Regions from separate parts of the Homo sapiens genome. Here all the other regions are linked to region 1. The links are chromatin loops, found by intact Hi-C in ENCODE. Cell type or tissue: PC-9. All regions are shown on one strand. Links, peaks and the distances in the headings refer to the core of each region. The heading gives the core; the rest is flanking DNA.

Evidence for each region. Hi-C counts contacts between places; a loop is a spot of excess contacts. Peaks named below come from ENCODE experiments on the same cell type or tissue, not always from the same donor. Only the 100,000 strongest peaks of a DNase experiment are listed, where the experiment ranks them.
Region 2: it touches region 1 in a loop (3-fold over the local background); 8 of 110 quality-filtered maps call a loop at or near these places.
Region 3: a loop joins it to region 1, with 16 times the contacts of the local background. A loop is called at or near these places in 3 of 110 quality-filtered maps.

What each region holds. Positions count from the first base shown.
Region 1 is chr6:133,235,685-133,246,204 of GRCh38, reverse strand. EYA4 (EYA transcriptional coactivator and phosphatase 4) reads right to left here and starts at 4,848. Exons shown (of 20, transcript NM_004100.5): 1 at 4,456-4,848. LOC124901231 (serine/arginine repetitive matrix protein 1-like) reads left to right here. Exons shown (of 3, transcript XM_047419612.1): 2 at 3,794-3,986; 3 at 4,549-5,885. The coding sequence ends at 5,419. RefSeq lists enhancers at 2,718-3,610, 3,611-4,505. In PC-9, for the core only: a CTCF peak has its summit at 5,329 (motif pointing left); no DNase peak of the experiment used is centred there; H3K4me3 peaks cover 3,126 bases; H3K27ac peaks cover 500 bases; H3K27me3 peaks cover 2,421 bases.
Region 2 is chr6:133,125,848-133,136,367 of GRCh38, reverse strand. No RefSeq gene overlaps it. Among named protein-coding and RNA genes, the nearest start is that of LINC00326, 43 kb to the right of the region's middle. In PC-9, for the core only: a CTCF peak has its summit at 5,170; a DNase peak (open chromatin) is centred at 5,287.
Region 3 is chr6:133,335,773-133,346,292 of GRCh38, reverse strand. All of the region lies in intron 2 of EYA4 (EYA transcriptional coactivator and phosphatase 4), which reads right to left. Among named protein-coding and RNA genes, the nearest start is that of EYA4, 100 kb to the right of the region's middle. In PC-9, for the core only: no CTCF peak of the experiment used is centred there; a DNase peak (open chromatin) is centred at 4,522; H3K27ac peaks cover 532 bases.

The DNA of each region.
Region 1 (10,520 bases), core at 3,227-8,226:
TATCAAACTATACTATTGTGTCAGTACCCTAAGATCAATTAGCACCTTTCAATGACAAAAAAGGTTACAGTGAGACTCAGAGGTGCACTCTCTGAAACTGTCTCAAATCACTATATAAATGTGGTTTTGATAACACAAAATGGTTTCTATTTTAAATTAATCAGTTTCATCTCTTTTTCTGGAGGTGTGAAAGGGGTTAGGGGAGTAAGAATAGTAGTGTTCATTTTCAGTATCTCTTTACTAATAAAAAGATGGATGGAGAAACACTAAGAATGACAAATTTCAAGCGTAAAATGACATATCACCAAAGCATATATTAATGTACAGCTCCACAAGCAATATTGAGTGACAGTAATGTTTACAAAGTCTTCAAACCTCTTAAAAGCAATCAAAGTTGCTTGTACTTCTTTTGAATGTGTAACTCTTGTTCATTTTCTTCCACTTAAGTTCAAGCTAAATGACGCCAAGTTTGGCTCCAAAAATGATTTAATGACTATGCAGTGTCCCCTTCATTAAAACACATCTAACTATAAGATGCAGCATTACACATATTGCATCTCACCCATCTCCAGGGCAAATGCCTGAAACAGCATGTCATTTCTTAGTTTAGCAGGAAAAATTCATGAGAGAAGCAGGTACACTGCAATGCCACCCCATTCCCCTGGTGTTGATTTCCTTCACCTAGTAACCATTGTAATAAAATCCCCCAACTGTATTTCTGAATATAATTAGTTTAAGATACTCTACAGGGAGGCACGTTATAAGAGTTTAGCATTTAGTACATGTAAGAATAATATCCATTTAGAAAAAGAAACTGTCAAGATTATATTCTCACTGAAAAAAGAAGAAGGTGTTTTGATAGAGGTTTGTTCAGCTCTTCAATGAGAGGATTCAAAACGTCTCCTACTTTTGATAGCACACTTTTCTATTTATTTCTTAAATAAGTGATCTGAAATATTTACAACCAGACAGTACCTAATTTTAGGTTTTAAGTGCTTTAACAGCTCCATGAAATATGATCAGCAGCTGCAATACAGAACTATGGTGAATAAACTCCTTATAAAGAGGGGCCTGTTTTTACAGAATGTCCAGTGTTCTTGCATTTACCTAACAGAAAAAAATGATAATGAGAAAGCATAATACATACTTGCATTCTTAAATTACTTAACACTTAACTAAGTAGTGAAAAAGATTATCACCCCTCTTCTTGAAATCTGTATAAAAACTGTGAGTTTTTGTGGGGCAAAATAAGTTTGATTATTTGAAAGTTAGAATGTGAACTTCCTAACATTCTAACTTTTTATAACAATAGTCATCGTCTTTCTGTCATTCTATCTTTCTAAAAATCCTAAAAAATCTAATTCCAGTGCATAAAATGTTAAAATGAAATATCAAGCCATATAAATATATTTTTAGACACGACATCAGTCATTTAGAGCTTGCAACAGAGACTGAAAACATGAAATTGGATACTCTATTTCCCGTGGCTATGTAAAATTTATTTACACCCCAAAGTACAACATAAATAAAAAGGAAACTCTTAGAAATGGAGTACTTGTTTTTCCTTTTTTTTTTTTAACCCAAAGAGCCTTATTAAAAGAAAAAAATAAATTATAGCAAAATGACAAGTAACTCATCTGCCAGTCACCCGTCAAAAAAGAAACTTCTATGCAATTTTTTTCTCCAGCTTCTAGAAACCCTCTGAAATTCAGCATCTATTTTTCTTAACAATTAATAATTATTATTCCTTTTTATACAATCACTCCTTTTTATACAAATCTTAAGATTTTAAAAATTTTAAAACTTAAGCCTACTACTTAAAAGAAGTGTTAATTGTGAGTACATACATATATGTGAGACGTTTTATTTTGGAAATGAGAAATTCAATTTCAAATATTCAACAAATACTAATAAAAAGAAAACAACTGAGTAAATCTTATTTTAGTTATAATTGTGAACCAACCGGTAGTTACAATGGTCTTTAAATATTGAAACATACTATTTTCAGGAAATTTACAAAGGAAAACAGGCTTTTGAAAACCATATTGATTGTAGACCTTTACTTATTATGAAAGACAAGTACATATCACTAATAATCAGAGAAAGGAGACATTTTCAACAAATCTAATTATGTTGCTTTCAAAGCTGTAGCTGTCAAAGGTTTTAACATTCTTGTACAGTCATTCCTAAATACGGGTTTAACTTTGAATGACTTACAACTTTTAATCAGGTGGAACAAACTATTTTTACGGTTTATAACAATAAATGTGGGTGTAGTTATGTCTGCTTTCGATATTGTTGCCATAAAAATCAGATTCTGGCAGTCTTGCTCCACACAAAACAATCTGTCTCTTGTTACTACTGCTTTTTGTTTCTTGGGATAATGTTATTTTTAAAAATACACAAATGTCTTTGAATGCAGTCTCCTAAAACGCTCCGTATCACGTATCAAATATTTTTTGGGGGGATTCTCTCCCCACCCCCTCTAGTTTTTGGTTCTTCAGGTTTAAGCTTGCCAATAATATTTTAAAAGACAAAAAAAAAAAAAAAGGCACTGATTCTGCTTAAAACCAAACCGTACCCGGGAAAGGAATTCAAGTACAATCCCTTCCCTAAGGTTTTAAAAACAAAAACAACGCAACAAACAAAAAAACCATCGTCAACTTTCAATCCTGTCAGTCACCTACGTGTAAGTGAAACTTCAGAAGCTGCTGATGGGGAGCCCGCGGTTGTTAAACGCTCCTAAGACTCCCACCTAAATCCCGCAGGAGCCCGCACTGAAACTGACAAACACCCGAGGGTTCACAAAGTGGCCACAGATGAGAAGAGGAACAAAATGCCATATTCCAGGAGGTGTATTTCGCTCCAACAATTACGTTGATCCCAGGGTGCCAAGCCAAAAGGGGTAAGGGAGAAAGAAAACTGTTAAGTATGAGCCCTTAATGTGAAACCTAACCTGTTGGTTCTCTTAGGTATCAGATTTTGGAAGTGTCTGTAATGACAGCCAGGAAAGCAAACTAATGGCCAACGGCCCACTGGGTTTGAACACCAGAGTCCTGTTACCTCCTCACAGATCAAGTACACAACACACACACACACACACACACACACACACGAAGTTGCTCCACGTGGAACTGCTCTGGAACCAAAACACACGCCCGGGCGCTATTCTGCACCTTGGCAGAAAGGGCAGAGGGACCTGCACCTTCCTCCCCTGCCCTCAGGTTAAGATTCATGAATGACTCTCTAGGCCCGCTCGGGATGGCGGGGAGAGGCGCAGGAGACGCGGTGAGAGAGGACAGTCTCCACACCACTCTCCCGCACACACTCTCACCCCAGGCGCAAATCCGTTGTCTTCATAGGAAGGAGAAAGAGGGGTGGTGGTGAAGGGAAACACTATCCTCCCAAGCAGGGAAGAGATGACAAAAATTAAATTGCGCTCTCTGCTTTCGCCCCAGCTCTGCCACCGGACTCGGTCCGCAAATTCCCTAATCGCTCCGAGCTGTTCAGAATCTCGCAAACAAAGGGAGAAAACTCTTTCAAGTGCTACCAAACGAAAGTTCGGGTTGCTGTGCGGCGCAGAATAAAACAAGCACACACACGTCTACTTCCAAACCTCGCTTCACCACGCTAAAAATCCGAGCCATTTCAAGTTCCACTGCCTCCCCAGACCCAGCAGGCTTGGAAGGAGAGAAAAACCTGCTCTACCCAGCCAGGTCCCTTCCTTTGGAGAAGTTATAAGCCTTCCATGGCACCCGCTACTCGAGCCAATGAACGCGACTGCTCTGACAAGGCGCCTCTAATTTCACCGACCCTGGCAAACTGCAGGAGACATTCAGTCCACGCCACATAAAAACTATTAAAGTGGGATCGCCGCAGTTGAAAAGCCCGATCAGTGCCTGGAGATTAGAACGCGAGCCTTTAAAGTACACACGCACCCGGCACCGGGAAAGCCCAGGCGCCTGTGACCCTCCGAAGGACTCTGGGTCAGCATCCTCGCGCCTGGACCATCTAGGGGGTCATCAGAAAGTAATACACGTCATAAGAAAGATGTGGGGGAGACCCCGATGCTCGCGCCTCTGCCAGGTGGAGGCGGGGTGCAGGTAGAAGCCGCGCGCTGGACTGCTGGATGAACTCCGTTACGCGCAGGCTCCGCGCCGACCCCGGAAGGGACAGGCAGGCTCGGAAGGGACCCTTGGGGCTTGGGGACGTCTTCTAGGGCAGAGAGCACCGCTGCGGTCCGAGCGGCCCGGGCCCTCAGGCGTGGGGCACCCGGCCTCCAAGCGCCCCCCGGGGACGCAGGCGCCCACGCACCGTCCAGCTGCGCGTCCTCAGTACCCAGCGCTCGGCGTCCCCGGCGGAGCCTCGCGCACTTTCCCGGAAAGTTTGGGGGTTCTCTCAACTCAGGCTCCCCCGGGAGCCCTGGGGCGGGGGTTGGAAGAAGGGGTCACTCACCTCGTCGCCCGGTCCGCCTCGGGTTCCCGAAGTGTCTGTCCCAGCCGCGGTTCAGTGCGTCCGTAATTAAGTATTTATTCTCGTTCCTTCCAGTGTCGAAGTTTCCCCTTCGCGCTGTGCCTCTGGTGAAAACAGGACATCCCCTTCGGCCACCCCACAACAAATAGCGTACACAAGCGGGGGAGAAGCGGGGCGGAGGGAGAAGCCGGCTCCGAGGGGGAGGAGGAAAGGAGAGGAGCCAAAACTCCGGACTGCGACAGGGGGGAAAGGAGAAGAAAAGAAAATGAGAGAGCGCGCCCAGCCGCCGCAGTCGTCACTCCCCGGCTTTTCCCGCAGCTCTTTCCCCCTCTCTAAGGCAGCGACAACTTCACGTGGACAGGATGGAAGTTTTGCGCGGAAGCCGGGAACGGCCGGAGCGTGCGCCGCGCTGCCGGCAGCCTCGCACTTGCGCAGGGAGGTGGGGCGGGGGCGACGTCGCCACCGGCTACTGCGGGCTCGTGAGGCCGCCGGGGGCCTCGGGGGAGGCCGCCAGGGACGCGGGGGGCGGCGGCGCGCGGGGGACCCACTCCGTTTTTATTTGACCTCGGGTGACTGCCTATTGTCATGGTTTGCGATCTCGCGTGGGGACCGCCCAGGGCCTCGGGGCCCTGGATGTCCCGGGTGGCGCCGCCGTAATCTCCGTGCCCTCCGCGCCGCCCCCACCCCGCCCCCACCCGGGCCGACTCGAGCGGCTGCAGCCTCCAGGCTGAGGGGAGGGACCCGCGACCGCGCTCTCCTCCCTGGGCCGGAGAGCCACTGTCGATCCCCACCTGCTTCTGTGGGGCAGCCCCCGGAATTGCCTGGAACTCTCTCGCTACCCAGTTCCCCTGTGCAGGCCACTGCGGGCCCCCTGCCGGACTCCTTTCCACTTACCCCAAGGGAGGAGACAGAAGGGACTTCGCCTACTTGCAACAACGTGAAATAAAAACCAACCCAGACCAGACTGGGGCGCTTTTTCTGACGGGAGGAAATACCCTTTTCCGTGGAGATATATGTTATGAAGGACTAAGCGGTCTGGGGATAGGCTGTGCTGCGAAGGGCCTGGGCCCCTTCCAGTGCTGCTGGGTGCAGGTATAGGCATCCGTCCCAGACGCCCAAAGGTCAGGCAGCAACGACTTACTTCCAAGGCGGCGTCAGAGCTTCTCTAGGCACATTGCTGAAATGACATTTCGTGTCTAAGCCTTCTGCGCATGCACTACGCGACTACATAGGATTTACGATTTTATACCCACACGTGTGTATGCCACAACCAGGGGACACAGCAAAGGTAGACGGAATAAACAATCCATAAATTTTGCATCCATTTAATCACCTCTTCCAAAAACCTATTGTCTATTTTAGCGGCACCTTCTCTGTCATATTGATAATAAATGTTTTAATTTATTGATAAATCACTGAGTGTCAATCATTGTATTGGTCACTTATGGTACATGAGTTCATTTAACTTCCATGACAACTCTACGGTGGTCATTATTAAGCCGGTATAAAAGATGAGGAAACCAAAGCCCAAAGAATCATGAGTGACTTTTCCAAAGACAAATCCAGTGGTCTCTAATCACAAAGCCTATGATACAACAACCTCTACATTACCTTAGGTGTGGTCTAAGAGATTACAGATTAATCCGTAGAAATTACTCCCATTCAAAGAAAGTTTAGTTTTAATATATTCACTAAGTTACGTTCTGAAAAAGGTTCAGAAAAAAGATTTCATCCTCTACTTTAGGTTGGTCTTATGCAACTGATATGAGCACTGTCTAATTCAAAAGCAGTATCAACCCTGAATACTTATGGTTACAATTTATTTTTTAATGAGTGGGGAATTATCTACAATGCTTAAGAGGCTCTAGAAAAGGTGGTGTTGTAAATTTAAAATGATAAAGGCAGTCGTTGCTGCTCTCATCACTTACTGGGTGTTCTTTCCTGCAGATTTATTTTGGAGGGTGTAGGCATTGCCAGGCATAATGTTTCCTTTTCTGGTTCTCAAGGTAGAAAGGGTTCTGGCAGTGGGGTTGGCACAAAGCGGATTTGGAGCATGGTTGAGAGCACATTCTGGCCTAACGAGGAATGCCAGTTAATATACACTGGAGAGAAAAATATGAATGGACAGATTTAATTAATTTTGCAGATTTATTTTCTCCATTTCACATGTGAGAAAACTAAGGGCTCAGAATTTTTAGAAGCTTGCTAATAAATGGCAGACCTGAGTTTCAAGCCAGCCTTTATTTAAGTCCACTCTTAGTCACTGTGATGCTATTATTAGTATTAATGGTATTCAGAAAAATAGTAATTCTTTTAAATATGTAATATATTACAAGCCAAATATGCAATTTAAATGTTTTGTGAATCATAGTGTCTAAGAATGTTCTGTGGCTATAGCAAATATCATGTAAGGATTAAGTACAATGATGAATTTAATACTGTCCTCAAAAGGCAACAACATTTTGAATTTCATTTTGGCATAAAACATTATGTGCTAGTTTCACCTACAAATAAAGGTGGGAGATGTATGATTTGAATAAAATAAAAATTCATACTTTAGCATATTGTTAACATAAATATAGGGTGGGTTTTCTTAGCATGTTTCTTTGTACCCTTCTAAAGTCAGATTTTTCAGTTACACTGACCTTGCTTTCAAGGTCACTTTGCTCCTGCATAGTTTTTTGTACATCTAGATAAGAATACATGTACAGAAATTATTTTTAAAATCCAGGATAATATATTAGTTATTTGACTTCATATTACTACCTTCTAATAGTTGTCTTAAATATACATATATTAACATGGACACCACTAGGTGTCAGATAAAACGTCAATTTTCAGTACACATTTGAAATAAGTTTAACATAGGAAACAGAATTTTAGGGTTATAAAGGCAAAAATGTATTGTTTGCTTAAATGAGGCCTTATTTCCAGCATTTACATTGAATATCACTTTTATAATTATAGCCATATCGCCTATATTATTGACTTAATATGTATCTTTAAATAATCTATTTTTATTAAATAAGTTTATCTGATAAAGGACATTTTTTATAGTCACCATAAATGGAAAACTAATAAAACCCGCCATGAATAGAAGATGATCTTGCAAAGGAACCTATATTGTAGAAATAAAAGTTATTTCTCATGTACCACCTAAAATTATCTCACATACAGTTTGAGAAACATTGGTTTAAAGAATTACATTCCATATGTCCCTCAGGCTCACCAAGAGATATTTTCAAGCCTCCCCTTTTCATAACCGGAACAAAATGTTGTGTCCAATTTACTTTGAGGTATTACTTTTTAAATTCTGTGCTTATTTAATTATTGCTTTTCTTGTCTAAAATATACTTGAAGTCTCTGAAGTTGAGGCGTCTTTTTAAAATTCATGTATTATTTATTGTTTTACTTACTATCTTATTTGTGGTAAAATGCAAACAATTCATAAATGCACAATTAAAAAGCAAATCACTTTCCTGAAATATTGTACCGGTTACTCATTACCCTTCCCTAGCATCTATTAGCCCAGTAGTGCAATACAGTACAGACAATGAAGAAGAGAGGGAAAGTAGAACAGTGGGAGAAACGCAAAGGGCCTAGAAAGACACATGGGGGAAATTGAAGTCAGAGACCTGCTGCCAGATTCTTGAAGTGATTCAAAAACACCAGTGGGCCCTGCATGACATGAGTCAGGCTCTCAGAATATTTGTACATGTTCAACTCAGTCTGAAAAGGGATGTGTTTTGGGAGGAGTGGGGAGATAAAAAATATAAGACTTTATAGGGTAAATCAGTGGAAATATAAGATTCACTTATTAGCAATTCCCTTAACCAACTCCTCTGGAATGGGATGCCTCTGCAGTTACCATTTACTATTTGTTTATTTTTCAAACGTGCATGGCACTGTCTTGGCATTAGATTTTGTATAAGTCAAATTAAACAAAGCGCTCTAGGAGCTCATAATCCAAAACATAATTTTTGTTTTAATTTCATTTAAAAGCAACCTTAAGGGAAAAACCAGGCCCTCACTTTAGTAAGAACAGATTTTAGGCTAAAAAATGCTATAAGACACTACATTTATTGAAAAAGAATGCAGAGAACTGGATGCTTGTAGAAATAATCCCAAAGTAAATCTCTTGAGCAACTTTTGGTATATCTATGAACTCTAGCTGGAAATATACACAATTTTTCAAAAATACAATAATTCAGTTGTTTCTTAGTAAATTCTAAGCCAAACTATTTGAGCTTTGGAAGTATGGAGTTTTAAAGACCAACCTTAATGTGAACAAGGTTGAACAGTCTTTTAATCTACCTCTCTGCTGATGACAGACCACAGGAATAAATGAAGATAAAATATGATTGCCCAAGAATCTAGAGTCCTATGCTGCCGGTTTTCTAAAATCTATAAATAAACACACTTTCTGAGTAATTTTGTGCAGACAGATCAAGCTTAAAAAGGTTTCTACTAGTTTGTGAAAGTGAAGAAATCAAATCTTCAGGGGACCTGCTAAATTTCCTCATTCTTGGCAGGGCCTCTGAAAGAAAGGAAATGCACATTTTCTGGGAGACAGCTTCATTATATTTACTTTTAGATTTTCTCTTGAAAATTCTCTCCAGTTGAATCATTTTAGTAGCATATTAGGCAACTCTACTCCTTCTTCCATGCTTACACTCAGCCCTCAGATGTTTATAAACAGATATCATGCTCACTTTTAAGTCATGTTAGCCACGTTAAACAAATAGAAGGCCTTTTAATCTTGTGGCAGTTCAGTCTTTACAAACCCATAATCATTCTTATTGCTTGTCTCTGAACTATTTCCAATTTCCTAGATGTTCATTTTTGTTAGAGGTATCCCACATTGAATGCATTGTTCCAGGTGTGGTCTCATTAACATATTAGAATGAGTCCGAATTTATTTTCTTCGGTTGCATTATATTTTTGCCTCACTTTGAATTCCTACCAACATATGCTATTTTCATATTCTAACAACTTACATGTAATTTCTTTTTCTATTTTCACTTCACACAATATTTTTCTTGGCATACTAATCAATCTCCCAAGTACTTTGAATGAACATTTTAAAATATTAATAATAGTCAAAATATGAACAATATTACTTTCTTGTTCCTTTGAATTCATTAGCATATAGTCACCTGATTCCTTTATTCCACTTTCTCAAAAAAAGTGACCAGCCCTCAGTGCATCCACTTTGTGACTCTTCTTAATCCTAGAAATATTACTTCTGCTCCTATTCCTTTACTGAGACTGCTGTCTTTAAGCTATCATCAATGGTCTCCTATTAGTCATTCCTGAATCTTCAGCCTCTTTTATGTCCAGGAAGCATTTGGTATTATTGACAGCAGTCTTCTGTTAACTGGCTGATCAGTTTTTTTGAGAAAGTGGTGGAATAAAGGAATCAGGTGAACAGGAAAAGTCATTTTAAGGTGTGTTGGGGCTGCTGAGAATATATGCTTAAAATAGAAAACCATTGAAGAAATTGTTTCCAAGTGTACTATTAAATGTGGTGGAAAGAAGACACATTGAAAAGCTTTCATTATACTTTTCATTGATATTATAATATCCTTATTCAGAAATATTCAGTACAAGTAGATCGTTGCAATTTATCAGTGTTCCTAACTTGGACTCAGCCTCCTGAGTAGCTGGGATTACAGGCACATGCCACCACACCTGTTTTTTTGTTTTTTTCTTTTTTTTTTTTTTGCTGAGGCAGGGTTCCACTATGCTGCCCAGGCTGGTCTCAAACTGCTGCTCTCAATCAATCCTCCCATCTTGGCCTCCCAAAGTGCTGGGATTACAGGCATGAGCCAATGCCCTTATCCTCTTTTTTCTTAATGACACTCAAAAATGGACCTAGATGCAGGTTCTTTTCTCTTTCTTCACAATGCTCTCTCCTTTGATTCATCCTATAATCTCTTCTTTCACCTCTAAATAGGTGACTTAAGAACATGAATGTCCTTCCCAGAATCCTGGTTATCTTTACCAAAGGGTCAAGGTAGCATCTCAAGCTGAACATACTCCCCATC
Region 2 (10,520 bases), core at 2,434-7,433, 110 kb after region 1:
AAGCACCAGTGTTGACCCAGTCATTCACTACACACTGAGCATTTATGATATGCAAGGTGGTGCTAGGGATGCAGAGTGCAGTGAGAAAGACACAAGATTTCTGGTCTGAGAGAGTGTTTTTCAAGGTATGATTTTAGGACCATCTACAGCCTTATGTGTATGTCAATAACCTTGCCATCACCCAAGTTATTAAATAAGAATTTCTAAGGGGCCGGGAGCAGTGGCTCATGCCTGTAATTCTAGCACTTTGGGGGCCTGCGGCAGGTGGATCACTTGAGACTAGGAGTTTGAGACCAGCCTGACCAACACGGTGAAACCCCGTCTTTATTAAAAACACAAAAATTAGCTAGGCATGGTGGCAGGCGCTTGTAATCCCAGCTACTCAGGAGGCTGATGCAGGAGAATTGCTTAAACCCAGGAGGCGGAGGTTGCAGTGAGCCGATATCACACCACCGCACACCAGCCTGGGCGACAGAGTGAGACTCCATCTCAAAAAAAAAAAAAAAAAAGAATTTCTGAAGATGTGACCTGGGAATACGTAGCGTAGTTTAACCTCTTACTAGCAATTGTTATGGGTCCTAAGTGTGAGACCCACTACCTGAGCTTCCATTCAATGTAAAAATAAGACAATAAACAAGCTATTGTGCTATATGGCATAATTTGATTTCTGTAATGAGAGAGTTAGAAACTGCTATACAGGTTTAAAGAAGAGGGAAATTATGTCTGAAAAAAAGAGTCTGAAAATATCTAAGAGAGAAGGAGTGTTTGAGATAAATTTCCATGGGATTATGGAGGATTTCTATGGTTGGCATTTAGAAAAGTCATGCTCCAGATGAAAAGAATACATGAAGAAAAGCAGAGTGTGTTTGTGAAACATTGATTTTTTTTTTTCTTTTTGAGACAGGGTCTTGCTCTGTTGCCCAGGCTGGAGTGCAGTGGTACAATCACAGCTCACTGCAGGCTTGACCTATGTGATTCCCCCTGCCTCAGCCTCTAGAGTAGCTGGGACTACAGGCATGTGCCACTGGGTTTAAGTTGGAAATTGGTTAAACTCCCTAATTGGTTGATTAGACATTCCATAAATGAGATGGTAAGCCCTACTTTCTTAGGGCTTTACATATTTCATAACTCTCTCTCTAAAAATGTGACATCAAATCCTAATATCTGCCCAATTTTATTTGAACCCTGTCATTTTTGTCCATCAAAATGATGCCTCTTGTCCAAATCTTAGATACTATAATTTGTGGCATTCAAACAAAGACTGAGTCAATCTAAGCCAACTGTGAATTTTTCTCTGCGTTACAAGCTGGCTTCCAAAATACAATTATATTCAGAGTCAGAACACTAATAATATTTGTCAGAGTATTAAAGAGCCACAATACAGAGATAACTACCATCCCTCTGTAGTCAAAATCAATCAGATAGAAATTCATTATATATGCAGTATAAATAGAAAATGGATATATAACAGTCATGTTATCTCTAATATTAAAATTTTAGCATAAAATGTCCTTTTATGTCTTCCTATATGTTATGAACACAGAGATTCAACAACTAAAATGAATGTAGAATATTGCTTTTGAAAGACACAAGTAATTCTTTACTTCTTGGCAAAAATAAATCATCAGAGAGATGACTTCAGATGAAGTCTGTGGCTGTACGATGTGTTCTTTCATTGCTTATCACGAAGAACCTGTTTTCAATTGTTCTGCCTAACAATTTTTTGGTAATTACATAATGATTTAGTCCATTTAGTAATTTATTATATGAGCAAGAGAAGAGAAATAAAGCATAAAACGATAAAAAGTATTCAAACTATCCAAACAAACTTAGAAGTTAAATACTACTGAGAAGCAGTAGATGTTTCCATAACTCACATAATAGCCACACATTACAATGTATTTGAAACACTTGCAGAAAACAGGGATCTGCAGTTTATATTGAAGCAGTAGGATCACTACTGTGATTTAATACGAAATTTATTCTGTACCCATTTTATAATAAATATCTTGTTTTTAAGGATATAAAAATGCATGTGTTTAAAATAGTATAGTGAATATATTTTCAGACAAATATGTTTATTACTTTTATCAGAGATAACTTATGATTCAATACTAATGCTAAATGAAACAGTGAGTAAAGAGAACTGCAAAATAGAAACATGCAAAGAAACAGTCTTTCAAACATAAAACTGATGTTAATAATAGCTAATATTTACTATAACTGTCATAGAATATATAGTTATTTTTAATAGGAAGTGATTTTTAAAAAGTGTCCATTAACATTTCATTTTATAAGACAAGACAGGTCATTAAAGTGGTATAATTTGCCCAAATTCACATCAGGAGATAACGAAAACTTTGATAATATATTCATTCAACTAATATTTCCTAAGTGTCTACTATACGATAAAAGTCAGAATAGTGTTATTTTTTGCTGACAGCAATGGCTGGGAGGAGGCTTGAGTGATGCTTATGGATACAGGTAATATTCCATGTCCCAGTCTAGGTAGAAGTTACACAAGTCTATTTTACTTCATTAAAGGAAATCTTGGAACAGTTCCCTTAATATTTGAGTACTTTACTGTATGTGATATTTCATTTACAGAGCTTACAAAAATAAAATGAAGGAACATTCTATAAGACAACTAACCTGGAGTTTTTAAAAAGGCAACATTAAAAAAAACACATGCAAAAAAGCACAACCCACAAAGACCAACCAAATGCAATTAATGCATCTTGACTAGATTGCGGATTAGGGGAAAAATAACTATAAAAACCTATTGGGCTCAAGTGGGGATATATGAATATGAAAGAAATCATAGATTATATCACAAAATTATTGCTAATTTTCTTAGGTGTGATTATTATTGTATGGTTCTTAGGAAATGCTGTATGTTGTATGGTACTTAGTGATAAAGTGTCAGGATGTCTGCCACTTATTTTTAAATGGTCCAGAAAAAACTGTATGGGTATGTCTGTTTGTGTGAGAGAGAGTTCAAGAGTATGTGTAAGAAGAATATGTGAATGTGATTTTGCACGCAAGTGTGAGCGTGTGAGTGTGTGTGGTAATGTGTGAGTGTGTGAGCATGACCCTGTGTGTGAACATGGATGAGAACGTGTGAGTGTGTTGAGTGTGTATGTGAGTGTGCCTGAGAGAACAAACTACAGCAGAGACAAAATTTGAACAAGTGTTAAATTCAGGTGTAGAGTACCTTCTACTTTTCTTTCAATATTTTTGTATTTAAAAAAAAGTTTCCAAATAAAAGGGGGACTTTAAAAGAAAACTAAGGCAGAAAAAGTAAAAAAAAAAAAAAAAAAAATGATCACTTGACCCAAATCTCAGGCCTTGAGCTTCCCGCTGAACTGCTCTGAGGCCCGAGGTGAAACTGAGAGCTGCGGAAGAATGTGGAAATAATGGGCCCAAGCCGCCGGATGAGTTATATTCTTCACACACAGGGCTCCTGAACACTCACCGTCCTCAATTTTATTTTTATATGGCACACATTTAGAAAATTTAGGAGCGTCCTGGAAAGTTGTAACAGCTGGTCTGCGAGTGTTGGGCCCCGGGGCTGGGGCTGGTTGAATGTCTGAGGAATTCGGAGGCCTCTGAGAGAAGCATGTTTCAGAGAAAGGCCCTAAACTGCCTGGGAGCCCACAGTGTGAGAAACAAGCCACTGGACGGGCCCTGACAGATGTTATGAAAGGGTGGTGTTAAGTGCCTTTTTCAGGATATTAAACCAGCATCCTAACTGGCAAAAAATGAATTGTCACTGACATTATGTCGGCCCAGCAGAGACCCTCTCTGCTACTTTCTGTGATCTGGGAACCATTATACACAGGCGATCGATAATGCTCCTGGGCTGGAATCTAAATAATGATTTCTAATAAAACCTACTTTAGACTGTTCGGGCCAGAGGATAGAGACAAGTCACAAAACATAATTGTCCTTACAGCCGCCCTCCCTCCCTTTCTCTCTTTTTTAAAGACCTGAATAATAGAAGAGAGATCTGGCGATAACACATTTAAAAAAAAAAAAAAAAAGCCTTTTGGTCCTGGCCAATCTGCTTAGCTAATGGCTGTAAACCGACACCCCTAATGAAATAAAAATGTCTCAGTTCAAGTGCATAGCTGCACAATTGTTAACAACACTGAACTCTGGCTACAATCCTGGTGATGGGTACTAAGTAACACACTGACAATTTCCCATGGCTTCCTCCCTGGCCCCTGCCTGTTGAAAAGCAAATAAAAGAATCCTGCCCAAAATTCAGGGACAGTAGCATCAGGGGTTTTGGTCAGTGAAACAGCAGGCTTTATCATTTTTATCTCTTTTCTCTGCTTGTGCAAGCGGACTGATTATTTTTCATTTCAAATCCCAAGGCCCATGGCTGATCATTGGCAAGGAGTGTTCTGTCTTGCCCGGTGCTTTTTTTAAAAGGCGCAGATGAGTTAGAGACACAGAGAAGTGTACATCCTTCAGCCTTTCCCGGCCCCTCCTTCTGCCCTTGGCCTCCTAGTGTTGCCCAGCTCCTCTGAGCCCTGTCCAAATGTGCTAAGACTGGAGGGCTGTGGTTAAAATGGGTTCCCCTGGCTCTCCTGCACAGCTTGCAGTTGTCTGATTTCAATCAGTGGCAGTTCCCTCCACATGTCCAACCATCAATCTTCCAGCGCCCCTGGATGAGTGAGGCACAACACGGGGCATGTTCCAGTTAAAAAATAGCCTTTGCCACAGCTTTCCCTCCTCAGCCACCGATAAGTATGCCTTTGATATTTTTATTAAAAAAGAAAGAAAACCCATTGGGGAATATGTTTCATTTCTTAGAGCCCAGACCAAAGCCCCCGAAGTTGAAGAGGATTGAGGTCTGTTGAGAGCGAAAACAGAGAAGAGGGCTGAGTTCTACCTTTGAAATTCCAGAGTTTTGCCAGGTAGAAAAGGCCCACTCTCCAAAAAACAGAATCTTTGCAGTCTCTTAAAGGATTTCCCATGATATTGATGGGCCTCAGCATTTTTCCACAAGCAGCAAACCAACATCACAATCTGCTGCCTCTAACCAGGAATGTGCAACATGATTTTGAAGGACATAAAATTTGGAAATAAATTGTGGTCCCCACGGTTTTAGCTTTTCTTCTTCATATGCACTGATGGATTTTATAGCACCTCAGATAGACTCACTCTGTCTCCTGTGTCATTGCACACCCAGTGGCAGGAAGGCAGAGAGGGTGGTGGTTGGGAGCATGTGGGAGGTGGGGACGTGTCTCTCCAAAGCAGGGCTCTCCTGGCTGGGCTCCTGGAGATGCCTGCCCACTTAGTCACTCCAGGAGACTGCACAGTAAACATTCTGTAGCCAGGTTCTGGTGCCTGTTTTAAAACAGGCTGTTCCAATTCACTTATGCTCAAGGGGCCCACCTACCTTCCTGGCAGAGTTACCAGAGAACTCTCTGGAGGTGCAGGGATGTAGACACTACAATCTCTGCACCTTTTGTTAATCTTTAAAGCTAAGGAGAGTCTGGCCTGGGTGAAGTTTATTCCAATCAGATTTTTAAATGAGGTCACTTGTCCATTGCTGGGAGGGACTTTTAAGTTATCAAGTCTTGTACCTGGCAACCTAAAAAAGGAACTTAAAGTTAAAAAGGGCCTATCTGCATCCCACCCCATCATGCCTGATATTCTTTGGGAGCTGCAAAGTCATCTGCTGTCCTTCTGGTGTATAAGGCCTTTTACTAGTGGCTCCAGTGCCAAAAACCTATAAAGGAACGTTGGGGAGCTAAGGAGGGAGTGTTTCTAAGTGGTATGGTGTGGTAATTTGGGATGAACAAATCTGTGGGTCAGGGAGGCAATTCTATTTTGGAAAACCTTAGAATTAGAAATAACAGAAAAGAACCTGGAATTTGAAGAAGCTGCCAGAACTTGTTCTAGGCATCTGGTACTGTGTATGCTTGGGATAAGGTTTCAGGAACATGGCTACCCTTCTGCCATGTATGGGTCCACAGACAATATTTGCAGAAGGTGGCATCCCCAAGATCTGAAGAAATGACTCATGTTAGAATGGGGGAAAGCGAGTCCTATCAGTTCCAAAAGGGGCATGAAGGAAGCAACATTTTCAGCAAGTACAGTTTTCATGGACAGACTGAATCCTGTGGCTTCCCCTAGTTGCTAGCTTGCCAGATTTTACAAAATTTTACTAGCTCTTAAATTTTAAGCTGTTGAATTGTATTATATTTTATTATTTATTTTATTTTATTTCATTCTGAGACAGGGTCTCACTCTGTCACCCAGGCTGGAGTGCCTTGATGCAATCATAGCTCACTGCAGCCTTGACCTCGTAGGCTCTAGTGATGCTCCCACTTCAGCCTCCAGAGTAGCTGGGACTACAGGCATGCACCACCATGCCTGGTTAATTTGTGTATTTTTATTTTCACAGAGATGGGGTCTCCCTATATTGCCCAGGCTGGTCTCGAACTTCTGAGCTCAGGCAATCTGCCCACTTCAGCCTCCCAAAGTGCTGAGATTACAGGCATGAGCCACTGCACCCAGCCTAAATTGCTGAAAGAATGAATGAACACAATTGTTGTTTGTGTTGATATTGATGATTGTGATGCCTGTGGTTTATGACATAACAACTAGACTAGAATAAAAAATGATTCATTCACTCAACAGATATTTTTGGAGAGGCTACCATGTGTTAAACACAGGTCTTAGAGGCAGAGATACAATAGAGAAGATATAGCACTGGCACTTCATGTAGTTTACATGCTAGAGGAGGAGACATACAAGTAACTAAATGGAAAAGGAAAACATACTTTGTTAGATACCGACTGATAAATACTACTACAGGTGGTTAGGGATGGCCCTTCTGAAAAGAGTTATTTGAATAGAGAACTGAATGATGAGAAGGAATAAGCCATAGAAGCACCTTGGAGAAGAATGTTCCATGCAGAGAAACCAGCCTGCATGAACACCCATGATAGGATGACCAGCTATTCAGTTTACCTGGGACTGAGAAGGTTGCCAGGACACAGGATTTTAAATGCTAAAAGCAGGAAAGTTCTGGGCAAACTAGGAGGAGTTGGTGCGTGGCTGCACATGCCAAATGAAAGGCCGTGAGAGAGGATGGGTAGGAGAGGTAGGTAGGGTGAGGTCCTGTGGGTCCCTGGAGACCATGGCCTGGAGTTATTTTATTCTGAGTTTGATGAGCGGCTGTTGTACGATATCTGTGGGTTTCAGGCACTTATTCTTGAAAAGGTTTCTACTGCATAAATGCAGTGACACTTGAATAATTTATTTTTCAATGTGAATGGATATGGGGTTAGATTAGTAAGGTTCTCATGTGTGCTTTCAATTCTGTGGAATTTTGGGAATGTGAAAAATATAACAAACTTACAGTTAGAATGGCCAGTTTTGTAGTTTGCTGAAGTTGCTACACATGTTCCAGTGAAAGAATGGGAGCAAATGGCAGGGAGATGGCCTTGATGTAAAGATGTTAATATTGCAGGCCTTCATTTATCAGTGGATCAAAGGAGAGAAGATTCATTTTCTTGGAAATTGAATTTATTTTGGGGAAAAGTTGGGTAAGGTTGCATCCCATTGCAGAGACTTTATCTGTGTAAGTTTGATAATGAGGGGGATTGTGTTGTAAATTTTGTAGGGTGGCAGGAAACATCAGGCATTTATCTTGGCATTGAGTTTCTTGGGCTATGTGGTAATCTGTATTCATTGTATAACTCTTTCTGGTGAACTGGGCAGAAGTAGAGCAGAACATAAATCCAGATGGAAAACAGAATGGAAGGTAACAATTGGAGACACTGTATAGTGTTACTATTGAAGAATATTCTTATCCTGTATTGACCCCTAGCAGAAGCTTCTGGAGGCAACATCAAACAGGCCTTCATAAAAGGCCGTGGGAGACTGAACTGATCGGCTCATTGTTCCCATGTGGCTACATAGTGGCCAAAGACTAGCAGAACAGCCTCACAATGGTGCTGACAGGATGTCTCTGACACTCTGCTAAGCTTGTTTCTCAAGGGGACAGCCCATCTCTAGTGTGAGTCATTAATCCATGTTCCCATCATCTCTTAAATGAATGCAAGAACATTCTCCTAATTGGCCTCCCAAGTTCTATTCTTGCTCTCCTGAAATCTGTTCTCAGCAAAACCATCAGAGTGATCTTTTAAAAGCAAATACATTCATATTTTGCACCCTGCTTTAAAATCTCCCAATAGCTTCCCATTATTCCCATTATAGTAAGAATAAAATCCAAACTCCTTTGCACGGACTGCAGAGCCCTCCCTCATCTGGCCCCTGCCTTCCACTCCAGGCTCATCTCCTAGTGCTCTCCCCTTCCTCAGCCCTCTCCACCCACGCTGGAATTGCCGCTCATCACAAAACAATCTATGCTTGTTCTGTATTGAGGCCTCCACACTTGGTAGTCCCATTCGCTGGAACATTCTTCCCACATCTTTAGTGGAGTTACTCCTTCATATAGTTTAGGTATCTACCTAAATGTCATTTCCTTAGAGAGACCCTTTCTGTCTCCAATATCTAAAAGAGCCACTGTTGTGCTTTCACTTTCTGTCAACTTGGCCTGCTTTATTTTCTTCACAGCACTCACCACTCAGCAGCCACCTGTTTCTTTTATTCCACCAGAATGGTAGGAAATCCAGGACCAATCTCACCAGCTCTGGCCACCACCTCCTCTTCCTCCTTCTTTTTTTTAATCTTGAGAATGTTTATTCTTTTGCTACATGGCAGTCAAGCCCAGGGTTGCTGTCCTTGTCTAGGAAATGATCTCTTGGTCACTCGCTCTCCTCTTCTTCTCTGGTGTTGATGGCTGCGCTTTGAATCGATCTCTTATTATGTTGCAGTGGTAAGATCTGAGGCTTGGGTTTGGTCTTTAGAATTAAAGTAGATAAAGATCGCATCTGACATGCTTTGGTTTTGGTGACTTGGGCCTGTTTATAATAAAAAGAAAAGGAATCCTGTGCTTTATCCTTCTTAACTCATTGAAGTTCTGCATTAGACAATTATTAGACTAGCTAATAATAAAAAGCTTTAATTCTTGCTTTTACCAGTCATTTTCTTATACATGTATGTCTCCCAGGTCCCAGGAAGGAGTTTTTGGTCTGGCAGGTGATTCAGACATTCCTGGGTTCCCTGCTCAACACAATATTAACATCATATCTTCAGAATACTCCACTCTATCATTCTCAATATTTAGTCTCACCAGAAGTACTTGAACTACTATTAATGGCATTAAAAGACTGTCTTTAAAAAAAAAATCCAGAGCAAAGGAAAAGCTCTAGTTATTTTAAAATACATTTGAGGCAGTGCATTATCATTTTCATCTTGCTTGCACCTTGTCCTTTCAGTGTTGAAATGACCAATGACATACTGATAATTAAAAGACAAACATCTTCACCATAAAACAGGGCAAAAAGTTAAATTTTCTGTTTTTATGTTGAAAGTTTACACTAAATAAACTAGGGAACGTTTAGCATATATTTCCATGTGAAAACTCCCTTTTCCTAAATTACATTAATGTGTTTAGATACGAGGTAATTACAGTTAATGAGGAACACTTTGCATATTGCTTTAAATCGTTTTTCAGTTTTTGCATTCGCTTACCATGGAAGCTGTGTTTGTACTGGGTTCAAGACTAATTGCTAGGGTTGAAAGCAGTAGGTATGAATTTTTCCTGTCTGGTAACTGAGTGCATGATTTTGTTCTTGAAAATCTTTTTCTCGATTTGGCTCGATGGACTTTGAATCCTTTGTATTTGAAATTCACTCTCCATTGAGTATAAATATAGTTTCTTTAGTCTCTTGCATGTTCTCTGCTTACTTATTCTTCTTCCCAGTCCGCCTCAGGATGATTAGAGAGAGAGAAAAAGAGAAAAAGTGTGTGTTTGGTGGGCGGGACTGAGAGAGGGGCTGGCAAATTTTATAGTTGTTTCCTTCCCAGCTCTTCCTCTGTAACACCTTCTAGCTCCTTGATTTCTTGTCTTGTTTTTAGGGGTCAATCTTCCTTTTCTTTCCTCCAATACTGCTTCATATTGTAGTCTCCTAAAAACCATTGGAGAGAATTGAGCACCACATTGTAGAAAGTAAAATATAGCACTTAAAAGCCTGTACTCTGAGGCCAAACTGCCAAGACTTGAATTTCCAATCTACTGCTTACTAGGTGTATGAAGTTAAGTGATTTGTTTTAGCGCTTAATTCCTTCTACTGCAAAATGGAAATAATATCAGTGTTCATCTTATAGGTACTGTTATTTTAAACTATGGTACATTAATTAAATGCTTTAGTACATGTAAAGTGCCAATAACAGTGTCTGGCAGTTAATAAGCATTCAACAAATGCTTTGCTCTCATTACAATCTTCCTTCCAAATCTTGAGTCATGCATATCATTTCCAAAAATGTTATGCCTGAGAAACCCTGAGCTGTACTATGGCTCCCCATATGGCCTATGCTCCCCTACCCAAACATGTCTGTAAGTTTAAATCAGGGTAAATTCAACACTGTGG
Region 3 (10,520 bases), core at 2,163-7,162, 100 kb before region 1:
ATGACTATATCAAATTTTAGCCCCAAATCTGACCAAAATTAAATTTATTTAGATCTAGAATTTAAAAGAAGGAAAGCAAACTTTAATACTTCTGGAACATACAGATGACATAACTCAAAAAGACTAACGTATAAACCAATCACTTCAATCATATCAAGCAGTCATTTATTTCTCCAAAAGTAGTTTTCCTTCAGGATCCCTAAGCCTGACACAGCCCACAGATGGCATATAGGGAGGGCATTTGACTGAGAAAGGAGTGAGCAAGTCAAGTGTCTATCGCCTCCTGGAGTGTAGACTTTCATGATCTTTAATTGCTAGTCTGCCCACGATCAAGTCTTCCACTCCAAGTAACCAGCATTCAAATAACTCTGAACTAGAAATACTCAGTTTCTCTAAAAGATGTCCTTACCTTCTCTTAAGCACTGCATAGCAGTGTGCAGAAGAAAATAGGAAAATATGCCTCAAAATGTATTATAAGAGACTTTTCCTTTAAAATTAAGGGAGAATCTAATGAATAGACTATTTTTATTACTTTACCCCTTTCTAAAAAATCAGTTTTCTTATAGTTGACTAAGTTAACAGACAGATTAACAATTTAATTATCATTACTCTCAATTTTAATTTTTAAGATACAACCAAAGTATTATTTTAAAGGTGCATTCTGTCACTTTATTACTGAAACAGGTGATGAAATAGTAATGCTGTTGAATGTACTCTCTAAATATGCTGTTTTCTGGTTTATTTACAAAGAAAAGGTGAATGAGATTGATAATCAGCAAAATTTATATTTCTTTGGAAATTAAAGGTTGAGGATGCAGGTCTTAGATTTACATTTTTAATTTAAAATATTTTAGTAAATCTTGTTTGTGTACATATGTCTATGCAAAGATATATACATCATACTTACTACGCATACTCCTCATAAAAGTATGGAAAATTCTAGTTTGTTAAGACAGATTAGCCAAATGTAACTCTTCAGAAATGACAAACTCAATATCTCATCATATCTGCAACTTTCCCTCCACATAACAGCTGCAGTATTTAATTAGCAAACTATATGAAAAGAGCATATTTAATAATTTTTCTTTCATAGCATAGTTTTACACAGTATTTTTTTTCTTTTAAATTTCTTAATTCCAGTGATTCATTTCAAAAGGCTAGATAAGATCATGGGTCCCATACATACACAAAGTTAGGAAAACAGCATGTTGAAAGTTAACAATTTTACCTTATTACAGACATCTCAAGGAGTATCTAGTCCTTTCTCAGAAATAAGAAATAATAAGACTGTTCCTTTCTAAAATGGAAGGCATCTATTTAACCCTATTAAGTAGAGAGAAGAAAATCTCAAGGCATTAATGGCATTTCTAGAAGATAAGCTAATAAGTTTCTCAGTTCTGATGATATTGATATATGGAGTAATTATTATATAAACACATAATTTCATACCATTCACATTGTTATAAACAACTGAAGATGGAATGAGTAAATGAAAAGATGCAACTTTGGTATGATTAAAAGAATATGTATCAAAATCCATAATTTGGGTTATGTATACTATATGCAAATTTGGATGCAATGTTATATTGAAATGTTTCATAAATATAATCTCTAAATGCATAATGTATAAAATATATATAATATTAACATCAAAATAATCATTTCAAATGCCAGCTCATTTAAAAATACCAACTTTGTCTAAGGGTAGTTTTCTGCCTTAATTGGTTTATTACCTACAATGGATCAGTTCCAAGTATAAATGGACCATATCAAATATATCGTAAAGCTGACCTGAAGTTTTGACCAACCAGATAAGATTAAAATAAATAACAAGTTATTATGGTGACAAGCAAAAGCAAAATTCTCATAACAGTGAAATTTAGTTTTGGACTCTTAAATTCGTAAAATTTTATTTTTCAAATATCAAGAGACACCAGAAATATTTTCAAAAGGAAAGGGGCATAGATATCTCTTGTCACATATATTTGAAATAACAGGGTCCTACATCTAGTTCACCTATTTTAAATGTAGAAATGGAAGATGTGAGATAAGTCAGACAAGTCATGTAGACAAAGGCTTGGGTCTCCCGATCTCTTCCAGTCCAATGCGACTTGGCATATAACCGTGCCTTGCATTTATCCAGTGTTTAAAACATGTCCAGCCTTTCTCCTATAAATGCTCTGGGTTGCTGTCTCCATCTTCACTCATACTGAATGAACACTCTCCTGTTCTCGCTTCTCAAGAGTAAGAGGTTGCTTTTAAATCAGATATGACAAACATCACCAAAGTAATGATTTCCTCAATAATGAATACAATTTATTGATAAATGGCTATCAAATTAGAAGATTTGCAGAGCAGTATTTTTCTGATAAACAAATAAAACTTTGTATATATCATAAGAGTCCATATATATTTGACCTTCCATCCTATCACTGAAACATATTTATAAACACTTATGTGGACTTTTACATATGTAAATATGTGTAAATATTTATGAAAAACATAGTCCTCCTTTAACCCATATCTCACTCTTCCTTTTCTATTTTGAAACAGGAACCACTATCTCAAACAGGAAAATGAATATGTAAACACTTTGTAAATAGTAATGTGGTGTGTTATTTGTTATTATTAGTCTTTGTTAAGCTTATCAAGGTAAGGACGCCGAAAAACAGTCTACCAGAGTGTGTATGGAGAGGGTCAAGGGTGGTGGGGTGGGTGGGGGGGGTGGTGGCGGGGGTGCTGGTGGTGGTGGTGGTATTGTTGAGCTAGGGGGAGGCTATCTGCTAGGGAACTCGGGAAGCACCGAGGAATGAAAAACAACAACAGTGATCCAGGATAGCAGGTGAAGCTGAGTTCAAGCATCAGATCAAGGTCTGTGCCAAGCCAAAGTGGAGCAAGAGAAAGCATTGAGCTCAAGGATGGCACAGGGTGGGGACAGAGTAAAAGTGTGAACAAATGAGTAAGAAATAAATCAACAATCAATCTAAAGTAAAAGAAAGGTCACAGGGTCATCCTGGTAAATACAGTTGAGGAGTCACATGCAAGAATTATATCTTTTCATATGTACAATTTTGTTCTGATAGATTTCTTCACAACCAAGCTTTTGTTAGGTTGATCTCAGGTCATTCTTTTCTGTAAAGAAACCCACCCCTCCATTTCCCCAGGATATCTGCATACATTCTAGAACTGTCCATATAACATTTGAAAGAAATGGTTGCCACCTTCTGAGCCATGTATAAATTAAATAACTCCAATAGCCATTGATCTGTAAATGTTCATGGTTATGGCAACTGTTCACGTCTCTATAAATTAGAAAATAAATTAAGCAAAAATTAATTGTACAAAAATCATGAAGGTCAATATGCCTAATATAGATAATGGTGTTCAAAATGCAGAACTATTAGTAAATACCTAGGAATCAAATCTGTACCATATTTTTAAAATATTGCATCAAAATATAAAGAAATTTTCACTTTTAAAATAAATCAGTGCTTTTTAATTTCTATCAATCCTAGTTGTTGATTTAGGTTATGCTAAATAAAGATTTCAGAAATCTCAAATCCTCTTTGTCAATACCTGTTAATCCTAGCCAGGCCCAGATATAAAAATGCTAAATAATTATTGTATGAATGATAAATTCATGTGCCTTAAGCTAAGTTCAGTTAAGCCCAGAGAAATATAAAGAATTATATATATATATATATATATATATATATATGGCAGTGTGTACCTTAAACTGGATGGCAGCAATATACCATGTTATCAGGTAATCCTGGTAATGAATGACCAAAGCTCAGAGCTCACTATAAAACAGGCTTTCCTGTCCCTTGCTACACCTTCCGATCTGAATCTGTGCTTCCTTCCCTTGGATGGACCCAGAAAATTGTCCTGAAATTCAGCCCACTTGGCTGGACTCTGAATATGTGCCCAGGCTTTGGGAAGCCCTTCTGGGTACTGGACCCTCCCTTTCCAGTCCCCAGAAGGGCTTCCCAAAGCCTGGACACATCCTTGAATCTAACAATGAATTGTAGCCAGTAGGTACCAGATCCAAAATGCTTCCATGGCACCAGCCACCTGACTCCACCCTGCTACCGAAGAAACCCAAAGAAGCTGGTACCAATCTAGACTGGTCTCAATTTCAACTCACTGTCTGTAATTTTATGATCTTGATTTGGGGCTCTGCCTTAGGGTCCATAAGTTACCCTTAAGCCCTGATGATTCCAAGTTAGTGCTTTCATGTCAGTCAGCCTCTTTAGAGGCCCAGCATGTTTCAAATGACTTGTCAAGATATTTATGAGACAATTCAGCAGCATTAGACCAAATCCTGTCATAAAATTCATCCTGAATTTGACCATGAGAAGACATGATACAAAAGTAAATAGTTTGAAAAAATGTATTCAGTCACTTGGGGAGACTGCTGAAAATCAAATTTCAAAGATGCTATCCATTCCACACTAACTATTTCACTTGTTGAATGGTAAGTTTTTTTTTCCCCTTAAGTGGTAGTTGGCTTAAAGCCACCGTCCCCATTAGCTCCATAGTTGGTGAGAAACAGTGGAGATTGTTTGTCCTGCTTATCTAGAAATCCTGCCCTCCACTAGCTATTCATTTGTGAGTCAATGTTTTTTTTTTAATGCAACTATTGCAAAAGTCCTTTGTTTCAACATTAGAAAAGAATTTTCTAAATTCTGTTCAATGTTACACCTTTAAACTAGAATTTATTAGGCTATTCTTATTTGGAAGTCCATAAAGCTAAATCCAGCTGGAATTTAAAATTTAATGTTATAGTGGATTTCATAAAGGGCTCCACTGTTAATGTTTTATCCACATCTCTCAGAATAGTTCACAGATTATTTTCATCTGTTTTGTTCATGCTTTATTCCTGCGTACCTACAAAGTGTTTGGAACATGGTAGGTATCCACTAAATGTCAGTGGAATGGATAAATGATTTGATGGACAGGTGAATGAATTTAACCTATATGGTAATTTAAATTTTAAAGGTAAGTGGAAAAGCCAGGATTTATTCTCATGCCACATTTTGATCAAAGCAACTATTCTTTCTACTTTAACCTGTGAACTATTCCCTCAGGTAGCCTAGGCAACTGTTTGCTGTGTTTACTCAGTTCCTCAATTTGCAGAATCTTCCTTGGATGGTTGGAAGATCTTCTCTTAAAATGCATGTTCTGGGTCTTCAAACCCAGGGTTCATGTCCAGGGTCTATGCCATAGCAAGTATAAACATAGAAGCTAGACCTTAGCATTTTCTAAGTTTTGCGCTCCATGATAAATAACTTCTATTTAAAATCCAGTCCATTAGCAAGCCGTGTTGGCTAAATCTTCAGAATACATCCATACTTTAACTGCTCCTTCCCACCCCTTCTAATTTCAGGCTGCTCAGTGGCACAGGCTGAGCAGCCTGGATATGATTCCTTTCTTCACACAGCAGCCAGAGGGACTCTTTCGAAAAGTTAGATCAGCAGTCCACTCTTCTGATCTTATCCTCCAGTGGCTTTCCATATGACTCACAGCAAAAGGCAAGGTCTTTATTGGCCCACAGGGCTTGATATCAAAAACTTCACCACTCCCTCTGACCTCAGCTTCGAGTCCCTCTCCTCACTTTCCCTCCTCTGCCGCCTCTTGGCTTCTTTTCTGTTCTCAAGCACAGTTCTGCCTTGGGGCCAGTGCACATCCTTCCCTGGAATGCTCACTTCCCAGATACACATACACTTCCTTTTCTCATGTCTATGAAGTCTCTGTATAAACACCACCTTATCAATGGGGCTCACCTACCCTAATTTAATTCTCTCTCACCTCCTTTTCAGCTGCGTCTTTCTTGTAGCACTTATCATCATCTGACATGCCATATATTTTGTTCATTTATTTATTATTTTTTGACTCCAAACAAATGTAAGCACTACTTTATGTAGATGTGAAAAGAGGCAAAGGCAGCAGAAGAACCATTCTTGCATTCAGAGGGATAGTCCAAAATCAATTTGGCAAAGAACAGGACACAGGATTATACCATCCGTTGCTTCACTTTTAAATGGTTTTTCTGTGTCTATACCTACAGTCCCTCTAGTACACAGAAAAAGCATGGAATGACTTTTGCCCATGTTTTAACACATTAAGCCTATATATAGTCTTAACATTAGAGACAATTTCGTTTTAACCCCTGTAATGGATATGATTACTTCTGATAGTGTGACGTAACTTCCCCTTCTCTTTTAAGTCTTTTCACCACTTATATTAGTACTAACCTCTACCCCTACTGGTTGCTAAATTCTATCAAGCCCAGGAGCACTCTTCCAAACCTACTTGTTGTTTTTAGCAACTACTTTATGCACCTCTGTAATCCATCCTTGGCCACCGTCCCTGATGATTTGACATCATGTTACTAAGCATTTCTGCCTTGTAAGCACAGTCCTTCGCTGCCTCAAAGTCAGCGTCCTCCCAGTTTTTATCCACTTTGGCTACCTATAAACACCTACCTGGACTTGTCCTAACTTGTTATTAATCAACCAAGAGTTCAACCAAGTTAGAACTCTTAATAGTCCCTCTCTAAATACAATGTTTTCTCTTCTTATCACCTCAAAAATCACAATTCTATTGAGCATTCTGCCCTGACCACTTACCACAGGCCCTTTCTGGCTGTCGTGTTTCATTAGGCAGCCAAGAATCCATGGTCATCCTTTCAGAGCCTAATTTTTCCAATAAGCAAGTATAACTTATTCCCCCCATTTCTCTTGCATATTTCCTTCTCCTCTCCAGGGACAACCTCTGCTTTACAGACACATGTTATCATATTTCCCCAATTCTAAAAACAAACAAATTTAATATTCTTCCACTAATGGCTCTGTACTACCTCTATCCATACAGTCTGACCTAACTGCAACCATTACACACTTGCTGGTCTTTAAAGGCAAACAGTGAACCTCACACTGGTATTCATAGCAACTGCTTAGGTACTTTGAATATACAGCTCCACTCATTCTACCAGCTCTTTGAGCTTGGTATTTGAACTTGTCTCCTTCAGAGATGCTAACCAAATGGGCCTGGGGTCTATCTTGATGCACTTTATTACCTTGTCCTGCTTCAGTTCCTTTTCCCAACTACTTAGCTAGTTCCCTATACAGGCTATCCAAACTCTCACCAAACAATGATTTCATCAATAATAACTTATGTAGAGACATATGACAAGTTTGTGGCCAGGTCTCCTGATACACAGCACATGCTTTCCTTACCTGACCCTGCACCCCGAGCACTGATTTCAGCACCTAATAAGGTTTACTGATAACGATAAAAATGAAGTGACAATCAATTTACAAAAGAGCCAAGTGATGCCCAGAGACACCACCTTCTTTACAGGATAAACCTGATTCTTAAGGGTTTATATTTTTAGTACATAATCCATCTGCCCATTTCTGAGAAGACAAAAAAAAAAAAGAAGCAATTGGTGATAATTTTCTGAATTGTATTATGTGTATGTGCATCCATGTAATATTGTTTAGTTTTAGCAAGAACTAAAATTGTTACCTCTTCTGTAGTCATCATGCTGTAGTTAAACACTAAGCACCACCAACTGGGGCTGCCATGATGTTTCCTTAGAAATTATTTTAAATTATTTGTGACAGTGGGTAAAAGTACAACACATCCAAAGTGTTGTAGCAGGATTCATGGTTTTATATCATTTTTCTGTGACTATAGATTTAATAGAGGCTGAATGATTATGATATCTAACTCCTAGAGGTAAAAATAAAAGGCTTAATTTGTATGAATTGTTATCACTATAAATAAGTAGAAAACTTCCTGACAGAGCCATCCTGGAATATAAATACACATTCAAGTGAAGTGACATAAACCATCTAGTTACCTCTCATTGAAGAACTATAGTAAAATACACATAGTACAAAAAGTAATTATTTCATTCACTACATGTAAGGCACAAACAGATTTTAAGTTTAAAATGAGTACAAACTATCTACATCAAATGCCAATTGATGTAGTGACCTTTTTTTCTATTTACTCATTAAATTGAGTGACCTTTTTTTCTATTTACTCATTAAAAATTTTCAATGTTTCTAAAATGGGTATCTATTACTTGCGGTAGAAATATTTTGGTAATTTTTAAGCTAATGACTAGATGGTAAGCCCACAAAGTAAGCTCTAAAGTAAGTTTTTAGCTTTTTCTAACTCCTACAAAGAATGAATGTTCTTTTTACAATAAAAAGTTGGAGAGAGAGAGTAGATGGCAGGCTGGGTAGTTACTTGCTTCACCCTATGCATCTGGCCGAAAACAGAGTTTCTGGTCCTTGGCTAACTACAGCTGTTGGGTAAATCTTTCACCAACTCAGAAAGTCACCCCAACATCTAAAACCCCAATCTGCGAAATTCTCCAGGTTCTGAATACATGCTGTGCTGACATCGGCAGCGTAAATGTGTGTGGTCTGAGTCTCAGTTTGTGGATATCTGAACAAATTCTGGAAAAGGAATAGCTTATATAATATTTTTATATAGCATAGTTTCCTAGAGAATAAACAGCATAGAAAAGTGTTTTTTACAACGTTGCAATTAAAAAGAGTTTATTATTTGTCTTGAAACTGCTTTAAGTGAGAGCAATTAGAGATGTGTATCAAATTAGTGCTACTTTGTGCAAAATTAATGTACTACAGTACTTTCTGAAGGTCTGTTTTTCCATTTAAGCTGTGTTTAACTACCCAATATATACAAATGACACATTTCCATTTTGATTGCAAAACCCATGATGTCTAATACCAAATCTTGGATCTTTCTTCCCAAACTTGCCCACTTTCAGACTTCTGACCTCTGTGTCTGACACCAACATTCTTCCATTTATACAAATAAAAAACCAGCGAGTCATGCATTAAATCCCTCTCTGTCTTATTCCCCTATTAACAATATAATATGAAGTCCAGTCATTTTTTACCACCTAAAATTTATTCATTTCTCATATCTTGTGCTTCTCTCTCTCATCCTAGCATCCTGGTATGAAGCTATCACATTTTCTGCTATCAGGTCTACCGCATAGCCTCCTCACTGGTGTTCCACAGCCATCCATTCTGTGTAGTTTAAATCAAGCACAAAGACTCTCTCTGCTACAGACACTATTCAACTTTAAGCCCCAGGTTCCCGCTGGAGGTATCCACAAACTGAGACTCAGACCACACAACACACATTTACGCTGCCGATGTCAGCACAGCATGTATTCAGAACCTGGAGAATTTCGCAGATTGGGATTTTAGATGTTGGGGTGACTTTCTGAGTTGGTGAAAGATTTACCCAACAGCTGTAGTTAGCCAAGGACCAGAAACTGTTTTCGGCCAGATGCATAGGGTGAAGCAAGTAACTACCCAGCCTGCCATCTACTCTCTCTCTCCAACTTTTTATTGTAAAAATTTTCATAGATGCAAAAAAATTGAAAGATTAGTACAATGAACACTTAGATATTGTCCTCCAAAATTCCACAGTTCTTAACATGTTTCCATATGTATCTTATCTGTACCTTATATGTATCATTGCTTTTAAATCGTTTGGAAATAAGTTGCATATGTCAGATTTCACCAGTAAACATACATGATCTCCTATCAAACCTATAAAAATTAACAATACCATAAAATCCTCTAATATCTCCAATTGTACTAAGAAGGTCTTTGATAGCTTTCTAAAACCAAAATACAATTGTTTGTTTGGTTGTTGGCTGTTGCATGTCTTTAATCTTGTCTGAAATATCCACTCTAGGATTCTTATAGAATGTCTCACCTTATGGTATAATTTAATTCATCCTCCATTTCTTACATTCTCTACAGACGCAGAGTTCTGTTTAGAGGCTTGATTGTGGTCAGGTTTGACTTTTTTCTTCTTTTGTAGAAACACTTCCTTTGTAAGGTTAGGTACTCCATATTCTATCACATCACACAATCTGTGATACCAGGCTGTACCACTAATTGTGAAGTTAAATCTAATCCCTTGATTAAAGTGGTGACTCTGATATATTATCACTGTAAAGTCACATTTTTTCCTCTCTTATTAGTAAACAGTCTTTAGAGCAGGATTTTGGCACCACAGGACTATATTATTCCCCAAAAACATTCCTCTAACAATTTTAGCATCTGTTAATGACACCCTGATCAGTTATCCTATTGGGAACTGCAAAAATGGTGACACCCCATCATTCTTTCTATTTATAATAGTTGGCATTTTTCTGTAAAGCAGAGCTTTCCTCTACCCTACCCAATCCTCAAGCATCATTTTGGATTCATGAATTTTAATTTCTTCCATTTGTGTTATAATAAATCACAATCATTATGTTTTATCCTTTATTAATGCCTCTAACCTATGGTCTACAAGTACAGCCAAAGTCACCTTTGCTAAAAGCAATGCTCACTCACTGTCTCTCTAACTTGTTAAAGCTTTCCTATTGCTCTAGGGACAAAGACAAAAAAGACCCTAAATGTGGCCTACAAGTGCTTGATGTCCTGGCCCCTACTTACCCGCACAGCTTT